Regions from separate parts of the Mus musculus genome. Here region 1 is linked to region 2. The links are chromatin loops, found by intact Hi-C in ENCODE. Cell type or tissue: gastrocnemius. All regions are shown on one strand. Each heading gives the region's core, and the rest is flanking DNA. Links, peaks and the distances in the headings are about the cores only. Region 1 holds the start of Ktn1 (kinectin 1). Region 2 has its middle 28 kb from the start of Atg14.

Region 1 (16,469 bases), core at 4,054-12,053, 52 kb before region 2:
ATCAATGCTCACTGCACCAACAACCATAGTAGCCAGTTTATGGAATCAACTCAGGTGCCCATCAACTGATAAAGAAAACGTGGCAAATACCAATAGGGAATTCATTCGGCAATAAAGAAGGAAACCATCTCTTCTGGAGGACACAGATGAACTAGAGACAACCGTGTTAAGTGGAATAAACCAGACACATAAAGTATCAAGTATTTTCTCCTTTCTTATTTCTCCTCCTAAGAAGGGCAGTCCAGGGAGGGACAGAGGAACAGAGGGACAGAGAGACAGGTAACAGGAGCACGCATATAATCAAAATATGCGATATCTGTGCATGAAAATGTCACATCATGAACAGTGTACAGGTTAGTCTTATGTCAAGTTTGAAAGATCCAAGAGCCATTTTGCAAAAAGAAACCTCAACTGAGAAACTATCCTCACCAGATCTCCTGTGGGCAAGCCCACGCCTGGGCTGGTGATCACGTGTGCTATTAAGAAGGCAGGCTGAGAAAGTCATGAGGAGAGCAAGCAGTAAACAGCACCCCTCCACAATGTCTGCATCAGTTCCTGCCTCCAGGTTCCTGCCTGGATTTCTGTGCTGACTTCCTGGAAAGATGAAACTGTTAGGTCCCAGAGAAACCTGGGCCAGGTCTCTCACTCAGTCCCTGCCGCTCCTCCAAGCACTTCTTTGCCCCTGGGTAAGTCTGCTGGCCATGCTCAGCCTGAACCTTTCCAGGTGCCTCTGGATGTTCTCCCTCCAGTCTACAATAAAAACCTCCTCAACCAAACCTAGGGAAGGCCATAGCTTCATTTACATTCAAAAATAAACCTGGGCTGCTGAGATGGCTCAGTGGTTAAGAGCGCCAACTGCTCTTCCGAAGGTCCCAAGTTCAAATCCCAGCAACCACATGGTGGCTTACAACCATTCATAACGAAATGTGATGCCCTCTTCTGGAGTATCTGAGGACAGCTACAGTGTACTTACATATAATAAAATAAATAAATATTTTTAAAAATTTTAAAAAGGAAAAAAATAAAATAAATAAAATAAACCCTTTCCTCCCCATATTGAGTTTGATCATGGTATTTTACAACAGCAACAGAAAACCTTACTAAGACAGATATTAACAAAAAGCAGTTAGTATAAAAGTGACTGAATAAATATGAATTAGGATTTTCACAAAATAAAAATAAAATATACAGTGGTGGTGGTGGTGGCTCGGGTCTTTACTTCTAGCACTTTGGAGTCAGAGGCAGATGGATCTCTGTGAATTTGTGGCCAGCCTGATCTACAAAATACAAGGACAACCAGGGCTACACAGAAAAAACCTAGCTCGAGGAGAGGGAAAGAGGAAAATAATGAAAAGCAATCAAAAATTCAAAACAAATAAATGGTTAAAATAGGTTCAGGACCATGGGTATGAAGGCACATGCCTATAATACCACCACTTGGAGGGTGTACGGGAAGTTTGAGGCCAGTGTAGAAAATGAGTTCCTGTTTTTCTCAAAGGACATCCCTACTGTGCCTTCAATCAGAGGAGAAACTCAAACCAATATAGACACAGGTGCAACCACTTACAAGACAAGGTAACTTTGTAATTAAAAAGTGCCCAAAATAACTGTTTCTATTTTGCAAGAATCCATAAATGAAAAAAAAAAAAATCACTTAAGAGAGAGAAAAAAAAGTTTTTCCTTTTTAATTTATAAAACCTGGGCTGGAGAGATTGCTCAGTGGTTAAGAGCACTGACTGCTCTTCCAGAGATCCTGAGTTCAAATCCCAGCAACCACATGGTGGCTCACAACCATCTGTAATGAGATCTGACACCCTCTTCTGGTGTGTCTGAAGACAGCTGCAGTGTTCTTACATATAGTAAATAAATCTTAAAAAAAAAAAGATATTAATTTAAAATTTAAACCTAAACCAGGTGTGGCAGTTCAAGGTCAGTCTTAGCAACCAGTCTCAGAAACGCAACAATCAATCATACAAAAGTTTGTATAGCAATAAAAGTAAGTCCCTAAGAGTAAGTCCCTCATCTACAAAGCTGAATGGAAAGGAAGTTTCAAATAAATTCAGACAAAGAGTCCCACTTAAAAAAGGAAGAGGACAAAAGGAACAAAACAAAACAAAACAAATGGCTTAAGAGCAAAGTATACAGGCAAGCCTGAAAGCACTGAAAGGGGAGTGAGGAAGCTGAGGGGAGAAATCAGGTGGTAAAGCAGCAAGGCTGGATTAAAGCCACCGGTCCTTCTCCCGCTCTCCAGAGCATCACTGAAGGCATGCAGTTACAGACAAGGAGAAAGAACTTCCATAACCCTCAGGGTGACCAAGGCCGAAAACCTGCAGGTCTCCTTTCAGCACCCAGAGAATCACTGCTTCCATGGCAACTCACCTAGTTCCTGGGTAAGAGTAAAGAACTGTCCCACATTTCCAGTGAGCAGGTAGCATATGAATGTGTGTCCTGATAGACAATGTTCCCACTGAATCTCATATCCCCTCTGAAAAAAGAAAGAAAACAGAAAAGAAAGAAAGGAAGAAAGGAAGAAAGAAAGGAAGAAAGAAAGAAAGAGAGAGAGAGAGAAAGAGAGAAAGAGAGAAAGAGAGAAAGAGAAAGAGAGAGAGAGAGAAAGAGAGAGAGAGAAAGAGAGAGAGAGAAAATGTGGACAAGTAGCCTTCCTTCTCCCTAGCAGTGGAGACCTAGGCCTACTACCAAGTTTACTCACGATGGTGCTACCATGACCAACCCCTGAATACACTGCATTTCCTTCTTCTGAAAAAGATGACTAATGTCTGACAAAAGCTAAATATAGGAAAATAAAACCAAGACCTTTTGAAGGATTGGAAAACTCCAGGATATTTTTTTGGTTTTTGTTTTGTTTTGTTTTGTTTTGGTTTTTCGAGACAGGGTTTCTCTGTATAGCCCTGGCTGTCCTGGACCTCACTTTGTAGACCAGGCTGGCCTCGAACTCAGAAATCCGCCTGCCTCTGCCTCCCGAGTGCTGGGATTAAAGGTGTGCACCACCACGCCCAGCTCCAGGATTTTGTTACCAACATTTTCATTCTAGTTTTTTTAAAAAAACAATATTAGAAGTTATAGAGGCTGGAAAGATGGCTCAGCGGTTAAGAGCACCAACTGCTCTCGCAGAGGTCCTGAGTTCAATTCCCAGCAACCACATGGTGGTTCACAACCATCTGTAATGGGGTCTGATGCTCTCTCTTGTGCTCTGAAGAGAGCAAAGGTGCAAAGGTGTACTCATATACATCGAATAAATAAATAAATCTTTTTAAAAAATTTTTTTTAATTTTAAAAGAAGTTATAGATAATGCTTTTATAATACAATCTCTAGAAGAAAAATCAGAAAACTAGTTCTAAGAAAATTGATTAGTCTAAATAAAAAGATACAGGTACAGATTAATGTTAAATTCCTTAAGTACACAAATATTGAATGTATGTTTTGTCTTGGTGGAGTCTGGGTTTTGGCTTTTTTGAGACAGCGTCTTACTATGTAGCTCTAGCTGTCCTGGAACTCACTATGTAGACCAGGCTAACCTCAAACTCAAAGATCTACCTGCTTCTTCTCTCTACCCAGACCCCCTGAGTTGCTGGGATTAAAGGCAGATGCCACTACACCTGACTAAGGCACATATGTGTTTTAAGTCCCTGTTTGAAGTACCTTTTTAATTATATGGCGTGAGTAACTCAGTCCCCACCACAGTATAACATTATTTCCTCTACCAAAAGGTTTCCAGAGACTCCCTGGCACTCTCTTCTGTTCTCTAAAAATTCCTAGGAAAGGAACAAACTAGTAGCTACGTGTATCCAGAATGCAATATCCACCAAAGAAAAGGAACTGCAAGATACAGGCTTAATTCATTTGACAACTTCTTACTTAGCACCTATTATGAGCCAGACACTGCCTTAAACACATGGGTTAAACAAAGAAAAAAAATCAGTTGTCATGGCATATACTTACAATCCCATACTGCGAGGAAGAATGGGGCGAGGTTGCAAATTCAGGCCATGGGGCCTGGAGTCAAAAGGGTAAATGAAATGCACAGTAGTAGAATGTGATCTAATGTAGCAGAGGCAGGCAGATTTCTGAGTTCGAGGCCAGCCTGGTCTACAAAGTGAGTTCCAGGACAGCCAGGGCTACACAGAGAAACCCTGTCTCAGAAAAAAAAAAAAAAAAAATACTCTTTTTAATTGAAAGTTTGTCTTGCTTCTTCGAATATAAAAGCAGTTAGAAGCCCCAAGGAGTCGGGTGTACTGTTCAAGAGGCAGTGGCAGAAACCCAGGTCAGACCTAGGCAGAAGCCCCAAGGAGTCGGGTGTACTGTTCAAGAGGCAGTGGCAGAAACCCAGGTCAGACCTATGCGGTCAGCACCTTTCTTTTTAGTACCAAAGTGTTTATTAATTTATTTTATAAACTTTAACTTTTTTTAAAACTTTTTCAAGCAAAAACATCAAATGCCAAAATTAACCACAGCCAAAGTCTATATAACTTAATGAACTTCTATAGTTAATATTGACATTTTGAAATGGAAGTTGTGAAGTTTCACATTAAATTTTACACTTTCGGTATCAAATACATTTTATGCACTTAACCACCATTAACCACCATCAAAGACAAAACAAGACCAAAAAAAAAAAAAAAAAACCAAAACCATGACAGACTTAGAACAAGAAAAGCAATTGGCCTTATAACCTCAATCATGTCTTAACCCTAAACTCACCTAACACCTGCACGCAGTCCTTCCTCATCCTTATATTTAGCTTTTCTTGTTCTCTTTTCTTCATGTTGGCTGTGCCTGCATATGCACTAGTTTACGTCTACACAGATACAACTGTTTGGACTCCACTTAGGAGAGAGAACACTCAGTTAATTCCTTCTGAGATTGAGGGACCTTGATTATTAGCATACATTCCAAGTCTGTCCATTTTCCTGCAAATGTTTTTACATCATTTTTCTTTAGAGGTGAATAGTACTCTTTTACAGAGAGACCTAATTTTCATTATGCACTTACCCACTAACAGACAACTAGGTTGATTCCAACTCTTTGCTATAGTGAATGAACATGGGATACAAATAATCTCCATGGTAGAGACCGGACCCTTTCTTTTAAAGGGGGTAGGAGGAAATCATTTCAAGGCTAAAGCTCACAACCCTTTTTATTTTTACTTTGGTCTGTCCGAGATCCACCTGCTCTGCCCTTGGGAGTGATCAAAGACACTATCATGACAAACAGCATTTTTTTTTTAACTGAAAAGGCTTAAAAGCAATTTAAGGCTGTCAGCACCAATTCATGCACTTGACAAACACTTGTAAATTATTACTTTTCTCTTCTAGACTTTAGTGATGGCTTAAGTTACTCAAACTCTGGTTCCTGGCACCTAAAGTTTCCCCCTAAGTTTCTATTTATAGGAACCATATCCTTCATAATCTTAAACCAATTTTCCCCAGCTGCTAACAAATACATCGTATCTTTTTCATCAGAACACCCCAGACTCTGTCCCTTAGAACTGGAGCAGCAATGATGGGGGATGCAGTCCATTTATACATGAGAGGTCACTGCGACTTCTGGACAGTTACTTCTGGTCTCTAGGGATACTCTGGATTTGCCTTCAGAGACCTTTAAAACCACATGCGTAAGAGGTTACTTTCAAACACCTGAACATTTGTACCTCCCCCGCCCCCACCTCCTGCCATTCCTTATTACACATGAGGTCAGATTCCTAAAGCAAACTCTCCTGGAACCACTGAGTTTACTAATTTTTATTTTTTACAAAGTATTGAAAAAATCTTTTTAATTAAAAATTTGGCCATTAAAAAAAAAGCATAGTAGGCATACAAACAAAAATACATATTCGAGGGCTAGAGGTGTCAAAAGTATATATGGCATGCTCAAGTTTCTGGCTGACCCCAGTGAGTCCCTCCCTGGAAAAACGATACATCCTCCAAAGAGTTCAAGTAAAATTCCAGCTAAAGACTGACTGACGGTCAATCTTACCATGCGTCCTCTAGAAGCTGAGCCTCAGAACAAGCCCTTTACTTGTTAGGTCTTTATCAAAATCTAACAAAAGATCAAAACCTACAAACTAGCAAGCCTGTACACTGCTCGGGGGGTGAGGGGTTTGTGTGGATTTTGCTTATTAGATTTGTTTAGGGGGAAACTATATCAGAGAAAGAGGCTGCTAATACTTAGGGAGGTCATAGAAATATACCAATAAAATAAAACAAACCAACGGCTTTCCATAATGCTGACAATGAATCAAGAAAGGATTATATACTGGGTATCCTTTGTGATATTAAAGTGTTTAATACACTTGAGGAATTTTCCCGATATATTTGAGTGTGTGTCTCAGTAATGTAGAACACCTTATTCTCTAATGCACCTGATAATTAAGACATGTATGTCTACTGAGGGCTACAAAATTCAGAGACGTTTCTAACTCAGGGTTGGCATGGGGAAAGAACCTACATAATTAAGCCTAGCTATTTCGTGTAAGGTCTCTAAAAGAAAGGTGGAATGGGAAAGAGGCTTATTTACCAAGCAACACATCAGATATGAAAGGCTACCGCGGCACATACAGAACACAGGTCAGCCGGAATGCCCCAGGGCAGCATGGACAGATTATCTCAGGTCTCATCACCAAATGCTTTTACCCACACCAGAGCCACTGCTGCCAGTGCTTGCGGGTGAGGGGAGAAAACAAGTGCAACCTAATTCAGGCAAAAAAAAAAAAAAAAAGTTAAATCACCCCTAAGTCACCTGCTACACAACTCAATGTCTAGTTCACCTTTGGGGAGCTCCTCTTTACCTGGGTGTGGAGCTGTCAATTTCTCAGAACACTCCAAAACTTTGAACTATTCTATTCGGCCCGCAGCTTCTGAAGCTATGCTAATCCACATAGCTGCTAAGGAATCCACTTCTAGCAGTGGCCCTGCTGTTAGAATCCGGGTTTCCGCCTCCTCCCAGAAGGACCCGAAGACACTAAACAGCGCACTTTTTGACCTAAACCGAGAGGCAGCCGGACAAAGAAGAGAACGCTGCTTCCCAAGCCCCGGTCTCGGATGGCCGAACTCTGCTCCCTTACGCCAAAAGCGGCCAGATCCGGGACACCCCAAATTCTATTGTTGGACACCAAGGCGGACACACCCCTGGGAGAGAGGGAGAACTTCGCAGGATTTCCCCTAACTCCCAGGACCGGGTGGTGGGAGGGGCGGCGCTCCGGGACAAGCGAGGGGAGAGCCGCTCCAGCATGGCGCACGCGTGGCCCAGCCCGAGCCCAGGGCGCCCGAGGCGAGGCGAGGCGCTCCCTCTGGTCACCCTCATCAGAGCCTTAATCCGCCAGCCCGCCCTGGGGCCTGCGAGCCCAGCTAAAAATAGGCTCCTCGGTCACCCCGCGGCCCTGGCGGATCGACCTCGCCCTCAGAGGAGATGGCCGGGGAGCTCCGGCCACTCGCGGACCTGGGATCGGACCTTGCAGCCACGGGGAGATCGCCGAGCCAGAACCCTGGAGCCCGAACCCGCAGGCGGATCCTCGGAGCGGGCCGGCGGCGGCGCGGCCTGGGCGGACGCTGCACACTGCGACCTCCGTGCGAGGCCTACCCCGCGAGCGCAGCCCCCCGCCCTGCGCCCCGCGCCCGCGCGCCCTGGAGTCCCCGGCCCTGCTCCTCACCCTGCGCAGCCGGGTACCAGGCCGGGACGATGCAGCGGCGCGAGCTCTACCTCCTGGTCAGCGCGCTCCCAGGCCCCGCCGCAGTAGCTCAGGTGCCGTCGCGCCGCCCCGCAGGAAACGGGCGGCTTCGGGGCGGGGCGGCTCCGCACGTCCGGGCGTCGCGGCCAGAGGGGCCCGGAGACCGGCCCCTTAAAGGGACAGGTCCGCGCAGCCGGCGGCCTCCAGATGCCCCGCGCTGGGCTGCAGAGACGTCACCCTCCGCCTGGAAGTCCCTGCGGAATCCCTTCATCCATTCAACCCTACTCTGCCTCCCCCAGTCGGCCTTGGTCTCACGTGACCCTCGCACAAAAGTACCACTTGGCCCCCGACACGGGTTGATTCCTTTTAACCGTACTCCAAGTTGCTAGACATACACACACACACACACACACACACACACACACACACACACACACACACACACACACACGGCTGGGATTTCTCCTCCGAAATCCGCAAAACGAGGAATTTATAGAGCCGACCTAAATAAGTTGTGTGCAAATATTGTAAGGCTGCAATGCTTGCTGGCTGCTGGCCATTCCTTAAGCAAGGTTAAATAACTAGAAACTGCAGCGCTAAGAGGGGTTGACCAGAATCTCTGCGTCTCTCTGCTCTTTGCTGCGAGGATGGAAGCTTTTTCTCCGGTGTTGCTTTTTAGTGTTTTATTATTATTATTATTATTATTATTATTATTATTATTATCTCAGACAACGCCAGTCACTGCCCTGAACATATCTACAACATACTCTAAACTCTCCTCAAAAGTTACCAAATGATTGGCACGCTTCTAGAGTGTGGGGTAGAGAAATAGAATCAGACTCACCATTACCATTACCCAGGAGCAATCCTTAATGATTGGAGCATCAGATAAGTCTCAACATTAACAACAGAGAATGTCCTCATCATAGGCTAGTTACAAGAATGCTGCGCATCTGTCTGCGTTCGAATGATTTCCGCCCAAGCTTTCAGAGCTCTTCAAAGCAGAAATGAAAGCTGAAGCGTTTGTAGCAACAGCCTGATGAGGTATTGAGAATTCCACCAGTGTCCAATCACCACTTCTCAAGGAGCTTGCTCTTTTCCTTTCTCATGAGTATTATTCAGCACTCACCAGCTCCAAGGCCAGCAAAACACTGTTTCTGAGCTGCTGTCTCTTGAACCTGTAAGTGCCAGAAGATTTGGCTTTGTTGGGAAGTGAGGCCATTAGTAGCTTAATACAAAGTGTAACTGTATCATTTCTGTAATGGAATGTAAAGGTTCTTGAATAGCTTACAAACAACTCTGTAATTGCGCCCCCTCCACCCACAAAAAAGTTTCCAGTTAGATTTTTTTTTCTGACATTAGGAAAAGGACACCATCATTTGCATACAAATGATACATAGGTTCCTTCGTAAGTTACATAGTAGCATGGTCTTTAGGGAAGCAATCCTCCAAACGTCTTACTTCTTATAGTCGATACAGAAGTATAAATGCGCCAGCCACTTCTATTCGGATGAACTTTGACTTCTCAAAGGGGAACAGCTGGATGCTTCCTTCCTATAAGCTTTCTAATTGCTCACATCAAAACAAAAAGATGTACTAGATATGTTACAGGTGGCAAGCCCTATTGGTATTTAAGACTAATCCTCTAAGTTTTGAAGTATAGTAAAATGTAACATAATTAACTATAGTTAACACACATAATTAACCTAAGTTATAATTAACTGTGACTGCTGCTCACTACTCACCGATGTCATGTCCATGTCGCTGAAACCCACAACTAACTTGCTAAAAGGAATTAGCACTCCCCATCTGAGTTATCTCTTAAAACAATCAGAAATTAAACCTTATTGAAAACTATAAGGTATAATGTAGCTACCGAAAGACTATTTCTCCCCTCCCCCCTGCGCCCCCCCCCCCCCCCCGGACAAAAAGCACAGTTTACTGCTTTTAGCTTGTACCAGTTTTCTTCTTAACGGATTTTGGGGAAGATTTGAAGGCATGCAATATATTGATAGATGAAGAGGCGCCTGCCCATTCCTGTTTTGACCATGTAGGCTTCCCAGAATTGGGGAGTTCTGTAGAGATCAGAGTAGCATCTGAGTAAGAGATTGTATCTCACTCAGCCAGCTCAGGGAAGGCAGAGATAAGCATTGAAGTAAAGCAGCTCACAGTACTGGAAGGGAGGCTGGAAGGATGCCTGCCTTCATCTGAATAAAGGAGGAAGAAGGTTCTCAGAAAGTTCAGCTGCAGATCTACAAGGAACCAGCTCTCAAACAGAGGAACTGTTGGATCCATAGGGGCTTGCGCTGTGCCCTTTGTTTGGGAATCTTTTTTTTTTTGGTTTTGGTTTTGGTTTTATGAGACCGGGTTTCTCTGTGTAGCCCTGGCTGTCCTGGAACTCACTCTGTAGACCAGGCTGGCCTCAAACTCAGAGATCCACCAGCCTCACGCCCGGACAGAATTAACATTATGCCAAGTTTTTGGACCCACTGTCTCTTGGAGCCACTGATCTTAAAGCTCTAAATTCCCTCTTAAATCCCACTCCTGGCCTTAGTGGCACAAGCCCTTAATCCCAGGGAGGCAGGGGCATGAGGATCTCTGAATTCGAGGCCAGCCTGCTCTACAGAGCAAGTTCCAGCAAGAAAATTCCACTGCATCACTGAGAGACCCTGAGACTAGATGGAGAGAGAAACGACTCAACTGGACCCCTAAACTTTCAAGAGGCTTCCCCTTCTAGGACGCCACTGTTGAATAGACACCCGCCACCATGTTTTGCTGGTTCAACAGTTTTAAAAGCTACTTTTTGGAACTCATATATATTGTTTGGAGAATGTCACAGTTTAAAAAAAAAAAAAAAAAAAGGAGCAGAGTCCAAGCTCTATTTCAAGTTGTTATTCTGTGAAGGCTACAAAATGATTTTTCCTGATGACAAGCCGGGTGACACAGAGCTCTGGCCGGCAGCCCTCTGGCGTCCTAAGGGGCCTCCATTCCATCAATCTCCTCTGCTGGCTCTCTTGTTCACATGTCTTGCTCTCCGCACTGGAGCTCTCTGCTCTCATTCTTGCCCTGTCACTCTAGCTCTCCCTGGCTCTCAGTTATGTGAGAAGTACCCACTGATGGGTTATATGTCCACCAGCGAAATGAGCCAATTCAAGCCAGACTAGATTATAGTAAAGGCGGGTTTATTGAGAAGTTGCTCTGCAGGAAGTTCACTGGCCCCGAGGATGGAGGCCAGGGGAGTCGCCATGGGGAGAGGGGGAGAGGGAGGGAGGGATTGAGGAAGAGAGAGAGAGAACAAAAGTTTAGGGTCTGGGTTTGCCACGTTGAGACTGGAAGATGCGGGGAGAACCTGGAGGCCAGGTCTGCTTTGATATATAAAATATGCACCTCAGCCCCTTCCTTTCCTTGGGTCTGAAACTGAACACCCACTAGGCAGTGTGTATCTACCCATTAGATACCATTCCTGCCAATTTGTTTCTATACCCACAGCAGGGTTCTGCTGCACTCCTTAGCAAAGTGACCAGTGACATTCCCGGCCACAAAGCATCTTAGAGTTCATTTGGTAGAGCCTGTCTGTCATGTGACACCACGGATGATTCTTGAAAAACCCCTCGTGCTTTGGCTTCAGTCACGTGACTTTTCTGAATTACAAGACAGCATGGTTTCTGAGATGGGAACCCACTTCCCAGCAGAAAGACTCATGCTGCAGCTAAGGCCCGAAGTATTTACCAGAAGTAGCTAACGTGATGGAGTGATGGGAAATGGCTGTTAAAGACCCATTTCCAGCGATGAGCAGGAGAGATGGTGGCTTGCAGCACTGGAATTTTGCTCTCGGGGGGCGGGGGGGATCATCTCCAGAGGGCTGCCAATTGCAGACAGAACGTGCAAGATCCCTGAGGGCATTTACCAGGAGACATCTGCTTACATCTGCAGAAACTTAAGGCCTCCATCTTGTCTTGTCTTCTTTGTTTCTAAAACCATCAAGCAATACAAGAGGGGTATGTCTTCTGAGTTGGGGGTCATAGATCTCTGTTAGCAACATCTATCCCCTGATCAGTTCTCTCATAACCAGGTTATGAGACAGTCACCCACCCATGTGTTGGTTGTGTCTTAGACTTTATTGGTTTTTTCATGGAATCATATCCTAGAGAATCCCTCAACCCTAGAAAAAATGGGACAGCCAATCATTCACCTTGTTTTCCCAAACATTAAAAATAGGCAATACATTTGCTTTAGAGTGGATCTTATTAGCTATGTCAGGTAGAATCCATCCCTATATTTCAAAGTACATCCTTGATGACACTCAAACCTCTTTTGTACCCTAGAAAGAAAATGTTTGAAGATAAAGTAAGGTTGTCCCTTCACTCTGTCTTTCTGTTCACAGCCATCGTCAGTGGCTTGAACGTGTTTAATGACAGCAGTGCTTCCTTGGCAGCAACTTGATGGGAAAGTGCTGAGGTTGCACACTTCCGCTCATCTCAACTCTTTACTTCCCCACCCCTGGGCATTGGTTTGGGGGTGGGGGGGTGTTTCTGTTTTTGGTTTGGTTTGGGTTTTTTGTTTGTTTGTTTGTTTTTGTTTTGTTTTGTTTTGTTTTGTTTTGTAGAGACAGGGTCTCTCTGAGTGTAGCCCTGACTGTCCTAGAACTCTCTTTGTAGACCTGGCTGGTCTGGAACATACATAAACCTACCTGCCTCTGTCTCCTAAGGGTTGAGATTAAAGATTTGCACCACCACCTGGCTTTTATCCTTCTTTTCTGCTCTCTCTAAGAGAGAGAGAGACATATATATCATCTTTTTCCTCTATATATATATCTATATATTATATATATAGATATATATATACACATCATCTTTCTCCCCTCTCTCCCCCACCTCCTGTGTGTGCACATGTATGTGTATGTGTGGCCAGAGAATGACATCAGGATGCCTTCTTCAATCATGTCTCCACCTTGTTTCTTGAGACAAGGTCTTTCACTGAACCTGGAGCTTTCCATTTTGGCTAGATTAGCTACCCAAGAAACCCAGAATCCACCACACTAGGGTCAGAGGTGTACATACCACACTCAAATTTATGTACATACTAGATCCAAGCTCAGTTCCTCGTGTTTGTGTTGTAAATACAAAGACTAGGGTGGTTAAGAGCACTGGCTCACAGTCATCTGTAACTCCAGTTCAGGGGAGGTTTTAACTTTGCTGGCACCAGGCATGTGTTTTGTGCACAGACATAAATGTAATAAAAATATCTATCCATGACATTACTAAATTATGGGAGTCTAGGGAGATGGAAAGGTGGCCCATCCAGTAAAGTCTATATCGGCAAAACTAGATAAAAATGCTGGGTGTTAGCTGTGCATGGTGGCATAATCCCAGAACTCTGTGAGTTCAGGATCAGCCTGGTCTTCATAGTGAGTTCTAGGACAGCCAAGACTTAGATAGACATCTTAAAAAAACAAAATAAGTTTCTGGGCTAATATCTGCTCATCAGTGAGTGCATATCATGTGTGTTCTTTTGTGATTGGGTTACCTCACTCAGGATGATGTCCTCCAGATCCATCCATTTGCCTAAGAATTTCATAAATTGATGTTTTTAATTGCTGAGTAGTATTCCATTGTGTAAATATACCACATTTTCTGTATCCATTCCTCTGTTGAGGGACATCTGGGTTCTTTCCAGCTTCTGGCTATTATAAATAAGGGGGCTATGACACAGTGGAGCATGTGTCCTTATTACAAGTTGGAACATCTTCTGGGTATATGCCCAGGAGAGGTATTGCTGGATCTTCTGGTAGTACTATGTCCAATTTTCTGAGGAATCACCAGACTGATTTCCAGAGTGGTTGTACAAGCTTGCAATCTCACCAACAATGGAAGAGTGTTCCTCTTTCTCCACATCCTTGCACACATGATATGCACTCATTGATAAGCAGATATTAGCCCAGAAACTTAGAACACCCAAGATACAATTTGCAAAATACGTGAAACTCAAGAAGAACAAAGACCAAAGTGTGGATACTTTGATCCATCTTAGAAGGGGAAACAAAATACACATGGAAGGTGTTACAGAGACAAAGTTCAGAGCTGAGACGGAAGGAAGGACCATCCAGAGACTGCCCCACCCAGAGATCCATCCCATATACAACCACCAAACCCAGACACTATTGCATATGCCAGAAAGATTTTGCTGACAGGACCCTGATATAGCTCTCCCTTCTAAAGCTATATGCCAGTGCCTGGCAAATACAGGAGTGGATGCTCACAGTCCACTGTGGATGGAACACATTGGTTGGAGCACAGGGCCCCTAATGAAGGAGCTAGAGAAAGTACCCAAGGAGCTAAAGGGGTCTGCAACCCTATAGGAAGAACAACAATATAAACTAACCAGTACCCCCAGAACTGTGTCCCTAGTTGCATATGTAGCAGATGATAGCCTAGTTGGCCATCAATGGGAGGAGAGGTCCTTGGTCTTGCGAAGATCATATGCCCCAGTACAGGGGAATGCCAGGGCCAGGAAGCAGGAGTGGGCAGGTTTGGGAACAGGGTGGGGGGGTGGGGCATAGAGGATTTTGGGGATAGCATTTGAAATGTAAATGAAGAAAAAGAAAAGAAAAAATAAAAAAGGAAACAAAACAAACACAGGGTATAGAGTTGTGCAAAAACAAACACAGACTGGTCCCTGGGGCCCACTGGCCAGCCCAACAACTCCAAGTCACTGGATACCTCCTGAGGAATGACACTCTTGTCCTCTGACCTAGGAATGTGCGCACACACACACATACACACACACACACACACACACACACACACACACACACACACAGAGTCAGACACACATCCAGGGATTGTATGGTGGAGTTTAATTACATGTGAAGACAGGAAGAGGCTTTCTGGACTGTTAAACATGCTTCTTGCACCTCCTCGGCCAAGTGGTACGTATATAAGAATTGTAATGCTGTCTCCAGCAACATTGCCAAGAGTCCAAGAGAGATAAAAGGTTATTCTAATGAGATCTGTGACCTTTATATAATATAGTAGATTGCTAGTTGATTCTTGCTCAGGAAGGCTACAGTTCTAGAGCAGAGGTAGTGACTATGACTACCAACATTTCTCAAGGTGTTTCAGCTCTTATTTGGGCATTTCTACAAATCAGCTTTGTTTTTTTCTTTTTGGAAAATGGGGTTTACTACATAACCCTGGTTGCAATCTGGTGTGTTGGCATCTAAGTGCTGGTGTTACAAATGCATACCACACTTTTAAAATAACAATATTAATACATATTTATGAATTTTATATTAAAGTTTTGTTTGTTTGTTTGTTTGTTTTGTTTGTTTGTTTTTGTTTCTCAAGATAGGGTTTCTCTGTGTAGCCCTGGCTGTCCTGGAACTCACTATGTAGACCAGGCTGGCCTTGAACTCAGAAATCCACCTGCCTCTGCCTACCAAGTGCTGGGATTAAAGGCGAGTGCCACCACTCCCTGGATCTATATTAAAGTTTAATATTCACCTCAAACAGCTACTTGTTATATTACTCTATGAGCACTGGCTTCTCTTCTCCCACTCTGGGGTACCATGTACAGATGCACACCGGCTTCTCTTCTCCCACATTAGAATACCACTGCTGTTTGCTCCCTCACATGATCCCCACTGTTTAAGTTTTATGCTTCTGTTCTTTAGAAAATAATGGTAGATAAATTAGACGAAGACAACATACTGCCCATCCTGCATCCCATAAGAAAAAAGAATTTTTTTCTTTTTTCTCAGCAATGGAGACAAAGACTATTTAACCTGACAAGAAAAGTAACTCTGGTTCTAGTGATAGATGCTGTGAGTTAGTATACAAAATTCCACAAAAACTATGAGGTATGACCATGGATTGGATTAAACAAACTTATTGGACACAAGTGTCAATACACAAAAATCACTGTTTCTGTACACTAGCTATACACAATTCAAAACAAAGAGAGTTTATTTGTAATAACATAATAACAAAATATTTAGAAATAATTTTAAGAGACTTTGCACTGAATACTACAAAACACTACTTTAGAAAAAAAATAACTTTTGTTTGTTTTGTTTTGTTTTGTTTTTTTGAGGTAGGGTCTCCCTATTTAAACCAGAGTAGTTTTGAACTCAGCAAGTTTGTGTCTGGGTGCTGAAATTAAACTTGTATACCACAACTTTGGATTCTAGGAAGAAAATTTTTATTCATCTCTGCATCCTACTTGATTCTGGAGCACTGACTAGGGGCAGTCAGGGAATCAAGGACAGACACACAGACACGGTTAAGGAAAGCTGGGAGCAGGTGGTGCATGTGATGGAGCCACCAAATCTACTGCTTCCGTAGCCTGTGTGTTAGGCACAGCACAGCACAGCACAGCACAGCACAGCTGGGGGGGGGGGGGGACTTAGTCTCAGCAGGAGGCCCCTGCTGGCCAGCAGTCTGGGCATGTGAGCATCTTGGAGGGTGAAGCTGACATTACTAGGTTTTTATTCCCTGCTGAGTGGGAACTCAAAGGAAAACCTTGCCATCCCTCTGAGTGTCACCTGGGGAAGGGTTTGCCACTCCTACAGGGCTGAGGCCTGGTCCTTGATGTGTCTGAGTCTTTGTCAATAATACATACTCACTCAGTACTCTGCTCCCACAGGGCTCCCTCCACTCTGTACATTGTGATGTAGCCCAGCCATAGGTACTTGCCTCATATGCACAAGACCCCTAGATCAACAGTCAATCAATGGGATAGTGTTGAAAGTCCATCTATAATTGACACATGTCAATGGGGAGAGAT
Region 2 (16,469 bases), core at 3,833-11,832:
TATACTGCCCTGTATTTTACATACATAAAATCATTATTTCTATAGAATAGTTCTCTATGCTTGATATATAAAACATAAAACTACATAAATGCAGTTTATATAGAGGGAAAGAACATTCAATTTTTTGTGGTGTTTTGCAATGCTTACTATTATTCATTTATTTATATTCATTATTCATAATGTTTCTCTATTAAAGGATTTGTTGCAGGTCTGGAGAGATAGTTCAGTGGGTGAATGCACTTGCTGCTTTTCTTAGGGTTTTACAGATGTGCACAGACACCATGGCCAAGGCAACTTTTTTTTTTTTTAAGATTTATTTCTTTATTATATGTAAGTACACTGTAGCTGTCTTCAGACAACCCAGAAGAAGGCATCAGATCTCATTAAGGATGGTTGTAAACCACCATGTGGTTTCTGGGAATTGAACCCAGGTACTCCGGAAGAGCAGCCAGTGCTCTTTAACTGCTGAACCATCTCTCCAGGCACCACCAACACATCTCTTGTAAGGACAACATTTAATTGGGGCTGCCTTACAGGTTTAGAGGCTCAGTCCAGTATCATCAAGGTGGGAGCATGGCAGGAGGAACTGAGAGTTCTACATGTTCATCGGAAGGCTGCTAGCAGAATACTGGCTTCCAGGCAGCTAGGACAAGGATCCTCAGGAACTGCATGCACGTGGTGCCCATACACAAATGTGGGCACACACGCTCATTTAAAAAAAAAAAAGAGTATTTTGAAAGGATTTTATTAGAATGACTTCTTTTTGTTGTCGCTATTTCTGCTATGGCGCTCTCTCTCTTCTGGCAAGTCTTGGACCACATCTGCTTAGCCAGTTCATCAGCAGTGCAGGGCCAGGAATAGAAAAGGCACATTTTAATAATAAATGCTGAGTGAATAAATGGGTGCTCCTTGGGACATTCTGATATGAGGGGTGGGTGGAGGGAAGGGATAAGGGGGAGAGGAGAGAGAGGGGGAAAGGAAAGGAGGTGGCGGAGGAGCAAGGCAAGAGGGCAAAAAGAAAAGAATGAAGAAGGTTGGGGTGCAGCTCCATGGTAGACTCCCCTAGCAGTTTAAGACCCTGAGTTGGATCTCTAGTACCATAAAATATATATAAATAAATTCATATTTTGTCATGGAGAGCATTATACTGCCACAGAAAAAGGCAACAGCTAGTGAATTTTTTTTTTTTTTTTTTTTACTGTCAAAACTTTGTTACAATAGTTTTCTTTCTTGGAGTTGGTGGTGATTTTGCAAGCCTGTGTAGAAATGGTGCTAAAGATTTCTCCCCCTCCCCCACCCCCACCTCCCCTTTGTTGTTGCTTGGGGAAAGGGTTTGCTTAACAAAACAAATACCCGGGGCTGGTGAGATGGCTCAGTGGGTAAGAGCACCCAACTGCTCTTCCGAAGGTCTGGAGTTCAAATCTCAGCAACCACATGGTGGCTCACAACCATCCGTAATGAGATCTGACTCCCTCTTCTAGAGTGTCTGAAGACAGCTACAGTGTACTTACATATAATAAATAAATAAATAAATAAATAAATAAATAAATAAATAAATAAATAAATAAAACAAAAAAACAAATACCCGTGCTTCATTTGGCTTTGCTGTGGACTCACTCTTAAGGAGGTGTGACTAAGTACCTGGAGTCTCAGTGAAGCCAAAGGTGCTGTGTCCGAGATGGGAAGGATGAAGATCTGCTGGTGGATAGACAGTGCAGATGAATGCGTCTGACCTAGAAGGCCCAGTGCCTGGAGGGTGGTGCAGGGGAGTCCAAGCTGGTCTCTTTCAGCCTCCTTCCCTATCTTACTATTCCTTGGAGACCTGGGTCCAAACCTCAAGCCTGGGCCTTGCAGGAACCTCATATACTATGAGCTGCCAGCCAGACTGGATTCTCTCCTTGTCCTAGGCCTGGTGACTTTGTCCAGTCTTCCTGTTGCAGCAGGCTTCTCCAAACCCCTGGCAGAATGGCAGTCCAGAAACAGCTCCTGGTAATTGCTCTACTTGAGCTCTCTGAATCCTGATCCACCCACCAAACAGGCCTGTCATAGCAAGACAGCCCTCCTGCAGCCCAGTGCCTGAAGCCTGACTTCTGAGATAGGGGCATCCTCACTCAGCTTGGTCTATACCTCAGTGATCTGCATGGGTGAACCAGGATCCTGGGGCTGGTGGTGCAAGCTGATGCAGTACTTGGAGCACATTTTTGGCACTACTCTTTTGTCAAGTCTACACTTCCTTCCTTCAACGTTTCTTTATGTGTTTAAAGGAGAACAGGATGGAGTAATATAGGGATGGATGGAGGAGACAGGATCAAATGGGTGAGAGAAACCCCTCAGTGTGTAACTGCATTCCTGGCCAATGAGAGGACAGGTAAGAACCTCCAGTGCTTAATGGCCATGCCTAATAATACACACGGTAGGAAGAGAAAACAGATTCTTCCAATTTTTCTCTCTAACCTGCCTGTATAAGCCATGGCACCTCACAGCCTCCACCAACACAATAAAATGTTGGGGATAGCCGCGGTGCTGCTTATATTTTGATGCTAATTTGCTAATTCATCTTCCCCCAGAGGAGCTGCCTGGAGTGAATTACACACTCACTCAGTACTTCATGTGGCCCTTCTAATGAATAAAGAAACCAGTCACTGGGTGAGTAGGTGGGACTTCCAGGTCGGAGGAAGGAAGAGAAGAGGCAGGAGAGAGACAGCAGGAAGAGAAGATGTAGCTACTAGTGATCCCCAGTTTAGATGGTGAATCCACCAGGATTTGCCACTAGATGATTTAGATTTGATATGGCTTGCAAGATTAGGATTCTAGTTTTCTTGCCCAGCGATTGAGTTTGTTTCTGAACTATGTTTATGTGGTGTTTTCCTTCATGTGGTGGCTCAACTGGGCTCCAGAGAGAAAGATACAGTGGCAAGTGTGGGTACTCAAGAAGTGCACCCCAAAAGGCCATGGGAATTTTGAAGCATGGGGTTGGTGTGGTAACAACCCACCAGTGGGAACTTAACAAACTGGGTGGAGAGATTTTGGAGCTCTGAGTCAGAGAATTTCCACAAGATGAAAACAGACTGGCCAGCCCACAGGGACCTTTTTAAAAAATATTTTCCACAACAATAAAATGTGATTAAAATTTTTGTTCGAGACAGGTGTTTCTCTGTGTAGAGCTGGCTATCCTGAAACTCACTGTGTAGACCAGGCTGGCCTTGAACTCAGAAATCCATCTGTCTCTGCTCTGCTTCCTGAGTGCTGGGATTAAAGGCATGTGCCATCACCCCCTCAACAGGGCTGGGGGCAGTATTTTTAAAGAACTGAATATTTTAAAAAATATTGGATAAGTTGGGCGGTGGTAGCACACACCTTTAATCCCAGCATTTGGGAGGCAGAGGCAGGTGGATTTCTGTACATTGGAGGCCAGCTTGGAACAGAGTAAGTTCCAGGACAGAGCAGTAGGGCTGAACAAAAGGCTCAGTGCTTAAGAGTATTTGCCCCTCTTCTGGAGGGCCTGGGTTTGGTTCCCAGAACCCACAAGATGACTCATAACTATCTCTAACTCCAGTTTCTGGGGATCCCACACCCTCTTCTGACAACAGACACTCACACAGTAGGTATACATACATACATACATACATACATACATACATACATACATGTAAGCAAAGCACTGATATACATGTAATAAATGTAAATCTAAAAAAATTTTTTAAATGGATAGGATAGAATCCATGTCTGATCTCCTAATTAACTAACTTGTTTTTTAAAGATTTGTTTGTTAGAATTATGTCCATGTCTATATAGGAGTATGTGCATATGTTTGTATGTATGTGTGTTAGGGGTGGGGATGCCCCTGGAGCTGAAATTACAAGAAGTTGTAAGCAGCTAAACTTGGGTGCTGGAAGTTGAACTCTGGTCCTCTGCAAGAGCAGTAAGCACTCTTAACTGCTGAGCTGTATCTAGTCCCTCATCTGGTATTCCAGGGTCTCATTCTGTAGCCCAGGCTGGCTTCAAAGTCACTGTGTAGCTCAGGATTGCCTTAAATGGTGGCACTCCTCCTGCCTCAGTCTCTTCTAAGAGCCGGCATTCTGAGCCAGAGGAGGTCAGTGCCTCCTGGCTGTGCCTTTCCTGCTTCTATGCTTTGCGACTTTGTTTTTCCATGGATTTCTGTTATTTAGAATCTGTGGGAAACATTGAGGTTTGAATTGGAAATCTGTCTCTTGGGGGATGGTTTGTATTTGCTTCTCGTAGATACTCACTGCCCTTAGGAGTCAGTAATAGTAGACAGTGTCTGTCTGGAGGATATGTATGTAGGTAGTACTAATTGGGGTACAAAATCACGTAAAGACTGGCTTTGAGTATAATCTGTCACCAGGATATTTCATCCATCCTCATTGAGGATATTCTTGGTTTTGGTCCCTTGGTTCAAGTTTTCTGCCAGTGGCTCCTACTGGATGTTCCATCCTTGATGGGCCCTGAACTTCCTCCCTGATGCACAACACACATGGTTTTCAAGTCTTGAGTTCAAGGCTACCAGAATTCGGCATTTGTCCTTAGGGTCAAGACTGTATCTTTTGCAGCTCAGATCTCTACCTTTGTTTTGGACTTTTAAATTTTCTTATGTTTAGCCGGGCGTGGTGGCGCACGCCTTTAATCCCAGCACTCGGGAGGCAGAGGCAGGCAGATTTCTGAGTTTGAGGCGAGCCTGGTGTACAGAGTGAGTTCCAGAACAGCCAGGGCTACACAGAGAAACCCTGTCTCGAACCCCCTCCCCCCCAAAAAAAATCACTCAAAAGAAATGGTCTTGATGCAAACTGCAAGAGGTTTACTCGAGAAAGACCAGTGCACTGGGGACAACTCGTATCCCACACAGGGGTAGAGGAGTCGATGATGAGCTCAAGGGGTAAGGGGTTTATAAAGGCAAAACCCCCGCAAACCCCTGGCATTGGGCTATAGCGTTTGGCAAGCTTGCATAACGGGTTTAAGGAACGGTTAGAGTATTCTGTACAAACATTTCTTGGAGCAATGGGGCAAATTCTATTCCCTGCCATTAGTGAGGTCTATTTTGGACACAGGTCTAGGGGCTTAAATAATTTTTCACTCTCTTTCATTGACACCTCATGTGAATGAAACACGCTGCACTTTCCCATAACTGCTTATTTCACTCAGCATAGTGTCCTCAGTGTTAGCCATGTAGTGGCATAGGTTCAAATTTCCTTCCTTTTAAGACATAGGAGCCACGTGCCTTTAATGCCAGGATTTGGAGACTGAGATAGACAGATTTCTGTGAGTTCCAGGCCAGCTGGTGCTACTCAGTGAGCTCCAAGACAGCCAAGGCTGTCATACCCCCCCCCCAAAAAAAACTTTGAATTTTTATTACTTTTAAAGATTGGTTCTGGGTTCAAGGCCAGCCTGGCCTACAAAAGTGAGTTCCAGGACAGCAAGAGCTATACAGAGAAACCCTGTCTCGAAACAAAACAAAACAAAACAAAAACAAAAACAAACAAACAAAACAAAACAAAAGATTGGTTTCATTCTCTTTTAAATTCTTGTAGGTGTGTGTGCCTGCATGTGGGTATGTTCACATGTGTTCAAGTGCCAACAGAGTCCAGAAATGTCATATTCTCTGGAGCTGAAGTGCCAGGACTCTTCCCGGAACTCACTGCGGGTTGTGAATCAGCAGAGCTTGTCTCTGGGTGAGTTGCTTCACTTCCACAGATCTCTTTTTCCTCTTTCCTTATATTTATTTTTATTGAATCGTGGAAAATGAACTAAATTCCAAGTTTTCCCAGCCCCAGCTTGCAGAATGATGTAATTCTTTATTATTAAACGCCTAGACCATAAGCTTTGGTTCATTCCCTGACTAGCACATAACTTATTGAACCCATTCAAACTATTCTATGTCTACCACATGGTCAGTTACCTCTCCTGTCCTACCTCCTATTTCCTGCTTCAGCTCATTGGCCATTGGCATTTTTATTGACAGGTGATCTCCATAGAATACATATGAGTATTTTGCCTGCATGTATGTCTGTGCACTGCTAGTGCCTGAGGAGGCCAGAAGAGCGTTGTTGGATCCTCTGGAACTGCAATTATACATAAATTGTGATGATGATGATGATGATGATGATGATGATGATGATGATGATGATGATTCCTGTCTTTGTGAAACCAAGCCATTATCCCCGGGAATTCAAATTCGGCAAGTGTTTCACTGCCAGTGTGCACACCTACTGGCACAGTCCTGCCTGAGAGCTGTTGCTTTTCTAGGTAGAAACAAGGTGCCATCATGACTCAGGATGTTCAGATGATTTGGGGGGGGGGGGTGCGCGGGGGAGCTTGGCGGGCGGGGGAGGGGGCGGCGGGGGGAGGGGGACAGGTTATGCCATGGTAAGCACAGGCTTCTTTCTGGTGCCCTGCTCTACCCAGCCACCCAGAAGGGGAAGTGTGGCTTACTGGGGAGTAAGGAATTTGAGTTTAAGCAATTATTAAAAGGGCAAGAAATCCACTGAATTTTGTTCTAGAAAAGACCTTCAAGGAATTCGTAAATCAGCCTCCATATTCTTGTGATATAAAATCCCTGTCTGGAAACTGACAGCTCAGTGCAGACTTAATTAGAACCATGTCATTGGCTCCCAGGAAAAAGACAAAGCTACAGCAAGCAAAACTGGCACCAGATTAAAAACCGTCCTCCGGCGGCCTTGTTGCATTTATGCAGACTCGGCGGTACTTCCTAGGCCAAAAACACTGCCTCCGACGTTCACAGTATCAAGGTGCTGTGTGTGAGAAATCACAGGCCAAGCACCTCCAGGTGAACTGATGTGAACAGAACCTGCCAGTATACACTGCACAAACATATCTGCATTAACCAAGACAGTAACTAATCCTGTGTATCTGAGGAGGTAGCCCCTGGTCCTCTGCACCGGCATGTACTTAAGCCCCTCCTCAGCTGATCCCCAAGCCTGTTTGCTCCCCAAACCGGAAGCTCTGCCTTTGAGAGAGGAGACAGAGCGCCCCCTAGTGAAACAGTCTTTCCTCACATTACACTTTAGCACTACGGTTCTCATGTTGTAGATTTCTGGTAAATATTTCTTCAGGTTTATAGGAGCCACGTAGTGTTCTGATACATACATACATACATACATACATACATACATACATACATACATACATACATACATACATACATATATATATATGTGTGTGTGTGTATATATATATGTGTGTGTGTATATATATATATATATTATATAAATATAACGATAAAATCGTTGTAAGGAGCATAGCTGTCACCTCAAATGTTCATCATTTATTCCTGGTGAAAAGTTCAAAAATGTCTAGAATTTTGAAATACTCATGATTGTTAACTGTACCCTAGGGTACAGTAAAGTAACAAAATTTATTCCTATTTATTTGTAATTTTGTACTTGTTGAATGGACATCTGTATTTTTCTTTCTAGAGTCCAGGCCTAAAATGCTGACTGTGACTTGAAAGCCTGAAGCCTGATGCCCAAGTCCTAGAGGTTTTCACCTATTGTTTAAGAGTTGCAAAAAACCCTACTGGTTCCAGAGTTTTTATCTTTAAATGTGTGTGTGTGTGTGTGTGTGTGTGTGTGTGTGTGTGTGTGTGTGTGTGTGTGTGTGTGTGTGTGTGTGCATGTGTGCCTATGTGTATATGTGCATTTATGTATGTGCATGTGTGAATATGTGCATGTATGTGTACATGTGTGCATGTGTACATGCATGTGTGTATATGTGCATTTATGTATATGCATGTGTGCCTGTGTGTATATGTGCATGTATGTGTGTGTATGTGCACATGTGTATGTGCCTGTGTGTATATGTGCATGTATATGTGTGTGCATGTGTGCCTGTGTGTATGTGTACATGTGTGCATATATGTATTGTGTATATGTGCATGTGTGTGTATGTGTGCATGTGTGCCTGTGTGTATGTGTACATTCATGTCAAGATACTTGTGCAAGCATGTATATGCAGAGGCATGTGGCTGCCAGAGGCTGATCTCACTGTTCCCCTCCACTGCTCTTTACCTTGGTTTTCGAGACAAGATCCCTTAGCAACCTGGAGCTCCCAGACTTAGCTCCACTGTCCAGTCAGCCAACACAGGGATCCTCCTGTCTCTGCCTCCTAGTGCCAGGAGGACAGGGGCACTCTTGGCTCTAACATCAGTGATGGAAATTGAGTTCACATCCTCACACTTAAGAGGCAAGCACTTTATAGACTGCACCATCTACCCGCACCCCCCAAAGTTTTAAATTCACAAACTAAAAAAAATTGGTAAATGTGGCTAAATATCTCCAAATATCGACTAGATGTATATTAGTTGCTTTGTTTTGTTTTGTTTTGTTTTGTTTTGTTTTGTTTTGTTTTGTTTTGTTTTTCGAGACAGGGTTTCTCTTTATAGCCCTGGCTGTCCTGGAACTCACTTTGTAGACCAGGCTGACCTCGAACTCAGAAATCCGCCTGCCTCTGTCTCCTGAGTGCTGGGATTAAAGTCATGTGCCACCATGCCCGGCTTTAGTTGCTTTTCTATTACTATAAGACATCTGACCAAGGCAATACCTAGAGGAAAGAGTCTATTGGAGCCTTACAGTTCCAGAAAGTAAGATTCCATGGCCATCATGGTGGGCAACATGGCAACAGGCAGGCATGTCTCTGGAGCAGTAGCTGAGCATTTACATCTGATCCTTGAGCAGGGAGCAATGAGCAGGGAGCAGGGGAAGAGAGAGGGAGGGGGAGGGGGAGATGGAGGGGGATGGGGAGAGGGCTTTTGGAACTTCAAAGCGCACCCCCAACAGGATCTGAACTCTGACCCTCTAGAAGGCCAGTTAGCCTTTTTTATAGCCATTCCATCTTTCTGCCCCTAAAAAGAAGCTAGAGAGACAGGCTTTGATAAGGATGCTGGAAAATGACCTTATGACCTTTAGAAGATAAGTGGGAGACCATATTTTCCAGAATCTACTCCTGAAAATCTTTTTTTAAAAGGATTTATTTCTTTATTATATGTAAGTACACTGTAGCTGTCTTCAGACACCCCAGAAGAGGGCATCAGATCTCACTACAGATGGTTGTGAGCCTCGATGTGGTTGCTGGGATTTGAATTCAGGACCTTCAGAAGAGCAGTCAGTGCTCTTACCCACTGATCTATCATCTCTCCAGCCCCTGAAAATCTTTTATATAGCTCATGAGGTGGTACCTGCCTGTGTGTCCTAACCAGATCTTGAAACCATGGGTCACTAGACAAAAATCCCAGTGCCATGTGTGGGATAACTAAGTAGTTATTGATCCAGGAAGCTACAGAGGTCCCCATAACAATGCAGTCTATTGCCACTCCTCGTGCCCAGCAGAATCAGTTGGTAAGTCTCTATCTCGAGGCTGGTGAGATGTCTCAGTGGTTAAAAGCATTGGCTGCTCTTCTAAAAGATCTAGGTTCAATTCCCATGTCCACACAGTGACTCCCAACCACCTGCAACTCCAATTCCAGGGGATCCAACATTCTCTGCTGGCTTCCATGGGCACCAAACACACACACATAGTGCACATATGTGCATGAAAACAAAACACACAAACTTATTTATTTATTTATCATCTTGTTTGTTTGTTTATATTTTGAGACAGAATCTCACTGTGTTTGTTGTTTTTCATCTTTTCCTCCCCTTTTCTTTTCCCCAAAGTAAAAACAGAGACCAGGAGATTATTATAAATTCCCAAGCAAAAATAAGCCAGACTCAAACAAGAGGTCTAGTATAAGTGTGAAATGGCAATTATAGACCATTAACAGGGACTGTGTGGAGAATCTGGGTTTTGTGTGAGATGCTTTGAGGAGGGGTTTATAACCTGGGACAGGCTCAGTGTACTTAGCTACCAAAAGGGGATAATGAAAATACTTCCCAGCTTGGGGTGTAGCTCAGAAATGGAGTGCTTGGCTGGCATCCCTGAGTCCCTGGGTTCAACCCACAGCACCTCAGAGGACTGGAAGAATACTTACTCTCGGTGTTGGAACAGTTAAATGAGTTCAGATACGTGAAGTACTTAGCCAAGTGTATGGGACCTTCCAAGGACGTTAGCAGTTAACTCTTTCTTACTCAAAGCAACCACAGCAAGCTTCCCCTCCCAGCAATGAACAACTTACGGTTTCAGATAAACTGGTGTTTACCAAAACGATTGAAAACACCCACAGAGATGGTCGCTAACCTTATTTTTGAAATTTTTTTCACTTGAAATGATTTTAAACTTATCAAAAGTGACAGAGATCAAAGCAGAAGGAATATTCCCATAGCGGGTGTTTACCCAGGTCTGCTTATCATTGAGCTCACAACCCTTTGCTCTGTCACTTGACCTGCAGATCACTGCAAACCTGTCTCTGCTTATTACTGATAACTTATTTTTTGTTTGTTTTGGGGTTCTGAGACTGGGTATCATGTAGCCCAGGCTGGCCTTGAATTTACTAGTTAGTTGAAGCTGGCTTTGAATTGATCCTCTTGCCTATGGCCAAGTGCTAGGGTTTCAGGCACAGGCCACTATGCCTAGATTATTCATTTCTTTTTTAAAAAAAAGTTTTTGTATTTATTTATTTAATATATAGGAGTACACTGTAGTTATCTTCAGACACACCAGGAGAGGGTGTCAGATGGCATTGCAGATGGCTGTGAGCCACCGTGTGGTTGCTGGGAATTGAACTCAGGACCTCTGGAAGAGCAGTCAGTGCTCTTAACCACTGAGCCAACTCTCTAGCCACCTAGATTACTCATAAATCATGATTTTCTCATTTTCCATTGCTAAGCAGCAAATTAGTATTTGCAATACTATCAGCCCCTAAGATCACATTTGTACAGAGCCCAGATTTGAGACAATGTAACTAAGAAAATTGTTAAAAGTGAAATCAAAGATTGGCCTTTATAATAACAGAAGGAAATGCTCACTCCTAGCCTCGCCTCCAGGAAACACAAATCTAAACCACACGGAGTTGGGTGTGGTGCCACATAACTTTACACCCAGCCGAGGCAGGTGGATTGCTGTTAGTTCCAGGTTAGCCTAGTCTACATACCAAGTTCCAAGTCAGCCAGAGCTATAGTGACCCTGTCCCAAACAAAACCCCAACTAGCTTGAGATGTCCCCTCACCCTAGTCAGAATGGCCATAAGTAGAGAAACAGAAACCAAAGGCAGGTAAGGATTCTTGTGTATATATCACTGGAGGGAATGTAAATTATTGCAATTCCTATGGAAATAGATATGGAGAGTCCTCAGAAAATTAAAAATTGAACTCACATATATTCCAGCTATAGTGTTCCTGTGCTCGCTCACCCCTGAAGAAACAGAGCCACCAATTGCTAGAGTATTCACAGCAGCCAGGTTACATCAGCATGCCTGTCAATGATGAATAAATAAAGAAAACACACGCGCACACACAGGAACATCATTTGGCTATAAAAAAAAAGCACAAAATCACCTTATATATAGAACAGGAGATAATCATGTCAAGCATAGTAAGATAGTTGCAAAATATGTATTCAAACAGGAGGACACTGATAGCCCAAAAACATGACTGCTCATTAAAATTTCTGCATGGGGAAGTGTCCAAATTAGTGAACCAATACATTTACTGAAGTTACTTATAGTGCAAGGGTACTGCATAATCTAAGGATATCATATGTGAATATCAAATGCCCTAATAAAACTGTCTTTGACAGTATTTTATTGCTGTGAAGAGACACCATGACCATGGCATCTCTTATAAAGAGGAAAGCATTTCATTGGGGCTGCCTTACAGTTCAGAGGTTTAGTCCATTATCATGGTGGAAAGCTTGGCAGCACACAGGGGACATGGTGCTGGAGAAGTGGCTGAGAGTTCTACATCTGGATCCACAGGCAGTAGGGAGAGAGAGCTACTAGACCTGACTTGGGCTTCTGAATCCTCAAAAACCACCCCTAGTGACACACTTCCTTCAACAATACTGAACTCCAAAAAGGCCACACCCCCTAGTCCTTCCAAATAAAGCTGCTCCCTAAGCATTCCAATCTGTGAGCCTATAAGAGCCATTCTTATTCAAACCACCACAGCGACAAAGTATTTTGTACAGTTAGTATGAACTAAGCAATACAGAGCGATACAGATTGCTCTTTCTAGAAGCTCGAGGAAGAAGCAACTTCAAAGACTATGTCCTATTGATGGAAAAATTCATAACCATAGAACTGAGGGCTGGAGAGATGGCCCAGTGGTTAAGAGCACTGACTACTCTTCCGAAGGTCCTGAGTTCAAATCCCAGCAACCATATGGTGGCTCACAACCATCCACAATGAGATCTGGTTCCCTCTTCTGGGGTGTCTGAAAACAGCTACAGTATACTTACATATAGTAAACAAATAAGTCTTTAAAAAGCAAAACAAAAAACATAGAGCTGAGATGCCTATTTCTTTAATAGCTATCAAATGTGGCCCACTCTCAGGCCCTAGAAGTTACCCACATTTCTTGTACTACAGCCCCATCCTATCTTCAAAGTCAGCAGTGAACAATCTTCCACATGCTCTAAAATCCCTCCCAATGAGCAGCTAATTCCTTTGTAGCAGCTCAGCAGCTAGGGCCAGGCTTAGCCAGAATATTCTCTTTCCTAACAATGGTCTTGGAATTTTAACTATATTAGCAAAATCCAAGAGCACCTGGGTTTGGGTTTGGACAGCTGGGGGACAGTTCATTAGGGCATAGGGCAGGGATTGGGGACCCCCCTCAGCATTCTGTCGTATGTGATGGGGCATAGTTTAAATTTTATTTTAGAGGCTGGAGAGATGGCTCAACAGTTAAGAGTGCTTGTTGATCTTTCGGAGGTTAGGAGTTCGGTTACCAGCATCCATAGCAGGACTTTTAACAATCATCTGCAATTTTAGTTCCTAAATTGAATGAAGATGGCTCCATTGGTCCATAGCAACTGACATTACTGGGAGGTGTGGCCTTGTGGGAGAAGGTGTGGGAGTAGACTTTGATGTCTTAGAAGTTCAAACCAGGTCTAGCGGCTGACAGTTCCTGACTGTTGCATGCAGATCCATATTTAGAATTCTCAGCTCCTTTTCTAGCACCATACCTGCCTATATATGACCATGCTTCCCAACATGATGATAATGAACTGAACCAGTACCAAATTAAATGTTTTCCTTTATAAGAATTACCGTGGTAATGGTGTCTCTTCACAGCAATAGAAACCTGAACTACGTAAGACAGGATACAAGGATGCTCTCTTCTGGCCTTCTCAGACATACTCACATGCACAAGCAGTGCATACACACAGAGAGACACACAAAATGGAGTAGGATATAAATAACATTGATCTGTTTTAGTTAGTTTGGGATGCCGTAGCAAAAAACCATCACAAACTGGGCAGTTTAAACAACAGAAATTCTCTTCTTCACCATTCCAGAGATTGGAAATTTAAGACCAAGGTACCCAAGGCCACCCTCTCTTCTTCCCTTCTAGATAGCCCCCTTCTTTCTGTCCCTTCTTCCCTTCTAGATAGCCTCCTTCTTTCTGTTCCTTTTGCAGCCCTTTCTCAAAACATGCACAACTCTGGTGTCTGTGTGTACTCACTCGCTATTCTTTTTTTTTTTTAAGATTTATTTATTTATTATATGTAAGTACACTGTAGCTGTCTTCAGACACTCCAGAAGAGGGCATCAGATTTCGTTATGGATGGTTGTGAGCCACCATGTGGTTGCTGGGATTTGAACTCGGGACCTTCGGAAGAGCAGTCGGTGCTCTTAACCACTGAGCCATCTCGCCAGCCCCTCACTTGCTATTCTAATGAAGACACCAGATTTATTTTTTAAAAAGATTTACTTACTATTATATCTAAATGCACTATAACTGTCTTCAGACACACCAGAAGAGGGTGTCAGATCTTATTAAGGATGGTTGTGAGCCACGATGTGGGTTGCTGGGATTTGAACTCAGGACCTTAAGAAGAGCAGTCTGTACTCTTAACTGCTGAGTCATCTCTCCAGATTTTTTAAATTGGTGTTTAAAAATACCTGTGACCTTTGGGGGGCAAGCAGTCTAAGTGCAATTATGAATACAAGAGTTCCTGATCTGTCAGGCTGGCACTGAGCCTGCAGCTCAGTAGGCTGCCGCCTTTAGCATACGTTATTAAATGAATCCATGCACCATTATATAAGATTCCAGCGTTGTCAGAAGGCTCCCTTTATCCTGATTAGAGAAACCATCCTTGGAGCTGTCGATTCTAGGACGTGTTTCCCACACTCCATGCTCGGGGTGGATTGCTTCATTAACTAACATCTATTGAGCAAATCAGCTTGGAACAGAGACAGGTGGATGAATAATTAAAAAAAAATTTTCTCTGAAGCAGTAGAATCAAATGGGAAAGACATTATTTTAAGTCTCCAAGTTCGTTTTGAAATCTCTTACATAAATGTGTCTGTTTATAGAACCATTCAGCACAGTTAAGTTCCTAAGAAAGCCAACGCATTGGAATTAATGATCCGCAGAAAGACAAATCTCTAGATATTTGCGTTTGCATTATCTTCTTGAATTATCTGGACCCTAACCATGGAGCAACAGAGTTCTGTATGTAGCTAAAGATAAATTCTCTGTAATTGCTGAAAATCTACCTGGGGCTTGGGGGTGCAAAATAATAACAGAAGTACCACATCTGGGTGGGTGGGATGGCTCTGTTGGTAGAGCCACTTGCTACCAGGCCTGATACTCTGAGTAGGATTCCTTCCACATGTTGGAATAAGAGAACCTACTCTTGACAATTGTCTTTTGACCATCACAAGTTTTCTTTTCTTTTCTTTTTTTTTTTGGTTTTTCAGGACAGGGTTTCGCTGTATAGCCCTGGCTGTCCTGGATCTCACTTTGTAGACCAGGCTGGCCTCGAACTCAGAAATCTGCCTGCCTCTGCCTCCCGAGAGCTGGGATCAAAGGTGTGCGCCACCACGCCCAGCTCATCACAAGTTTTCTGTAGAGTACACTTGTCCATGGACACTCCAGCAAACATAATACATATAAAAGAGATTCCACACCTGAAAATCTGTGTATGATGGTGAACCCTGTAATGCCAGCACTTGGAGGGTAGAGGATATATAGTTTGTGACCAGCCTGAGCTACATGAGAAGAGGGAAGGGGAATAAAAGAGGAAGGAAGGAAGGAAGGAAGGAAGGAAGGAAGGAAGGAAGGAAGGAAGGAAGGAAGGGAGGGAAAAGAAAGGAAAGGTGAAAGAAAAGCTGTTCCTTTCTCACCATGAGCCATTGCCAGCCCCTTCCTCCCTGTGCAGCCAGCAGCATCTTGCCTGGCTCATCAGCTTCTCTGCATCCCTCCTGACTCAGCACCCCACCAGACTGACCCTGCCTTGCCTTGCTGCCTGTGCCTGATAAATGGCCTCTGCTCTCTGCATAGAGAGCACCAAAGCTCCTCTGACTCTCCCTGTGACATCCAGGGTAACCATGATGCCAACGAACCCTGTTTCAGAATGCTCAGAATTGTGCTTCAACTATAGTAAGTATGCTTGCTTTTCTCCAGCCCAAGCTTTTATTTTTAAAGATTTATTTATTTTATGTATCTAAGTACACTGTAGCTGTCTTCAGACACATTAGAAGAGGGAGTCAGATATCATTATAGATGGTTGTGAGCCACCGTGTGGTTGCTGGTATTTGAACTCAGGACCTCTGGAAGTCAGTGTTCTTAACCACTGAGCCATCTCTACAGCCCCAAGTATGCTTGCTTTTAAAGTCAATGCTTCTGGGTGCACAGTTTATGTTTTAAACATGAAAACTCATTTCAGGATAAAGGTGTAGAGAGGAGAAGTTCAGATTTCCCTATTCTTTTTCTGTCCTTAATGGATTATAACTAATGACAGTCTGACTATTTATAAAAGGAAGGACCAATTCTTGGTCTTCTAAGATGAAGTTCAAGATTAACAGACATATCCTTGAAGGATTGTGTTGTTTTTACTAACACCCTGAAATTGTTTTAAAAAAAAAATGGTACTTAGGGGCTGGAGAGATGGCTCAGAGGTTAAGAGCATTGACTGATCTTCCAAAGGTCCTGAGTTCAATTCCCAGCAGCCACATGGTGGCTCACCTGTAATGGGATCTGATGCCCTCTCCTGGTGTGTCTGAAGACAGCAACAGTACACTCACATACATAAAATAAATCTTTGGGGGAAAAAAGATACTTAGGGCTTGGTAAACACAAAAGATATAAAATTAAGTTTGATTCGCAGTGGTGTGGCTGAGCTTGGTGGTACACACCTTCCTTTAATCTCAGCATCTGGGAGGCTGAGGCAGGTGCATCTCTGTGAGTTTGAAGCCAGCCTGGTCTACAGAGTGAGTTCTTGGTGAGCCGGAACAATCTACTCCCACTCCTAAAAAGGAAAAGAAAAGAAATAGAATAGTGAGCTAGAATTCTTGAGGTGACAGGAATGATGTATTACATTGTTGGAAGAGGTCCATT

Evidence for each region. Peaks named below come from ENCODE experiments on the same cell type or tissue, not always from the same donor. Only the 100,000 strongest peaks of a DNase experiment are listed, where the experiment ranks them.
Region 1: it touches region 2 in a loop (2.1-fold over the local background); 8 of 42 quality-filtered maps call a loop at or near these places.

What each region holds. Positions count from the first base shown.
Region 1 is chr14:47,640,638-47,657,106 of GRCm38, reverse strand. It overlaps Ktn1 (kinectin 1), which reads right to left and starts at 7,796. Exons shown (of 39, transcript NM_001347527.1): 1 at 7,668-7,796. In gastrocnemius, for the core only: no CTCF peak of the experiment used is centred there; DNase peaks (open chromatin) are centred at 6,629, 7,303 and 7,799; H3K4me3 peaks cover 4,451 bases; H3K27ac peaks cover 4,799 bases.
Region 2 is chr14:47,588,542-47,605,010 of GRCm38, reverse strand. No RefSeq gene overlaps it. Among named protein-coding and RNA genes, the nearest start is that of Atg14, 28 kb to the right of the region's middle. In gastrocnemius, for the core only: a CTCF peak has its summit at 6,998 (motif pointing left); DNase peaks (open chromatin) are centred at 6,750 and 6,980; H3K4me3 peaks cover 263 bases.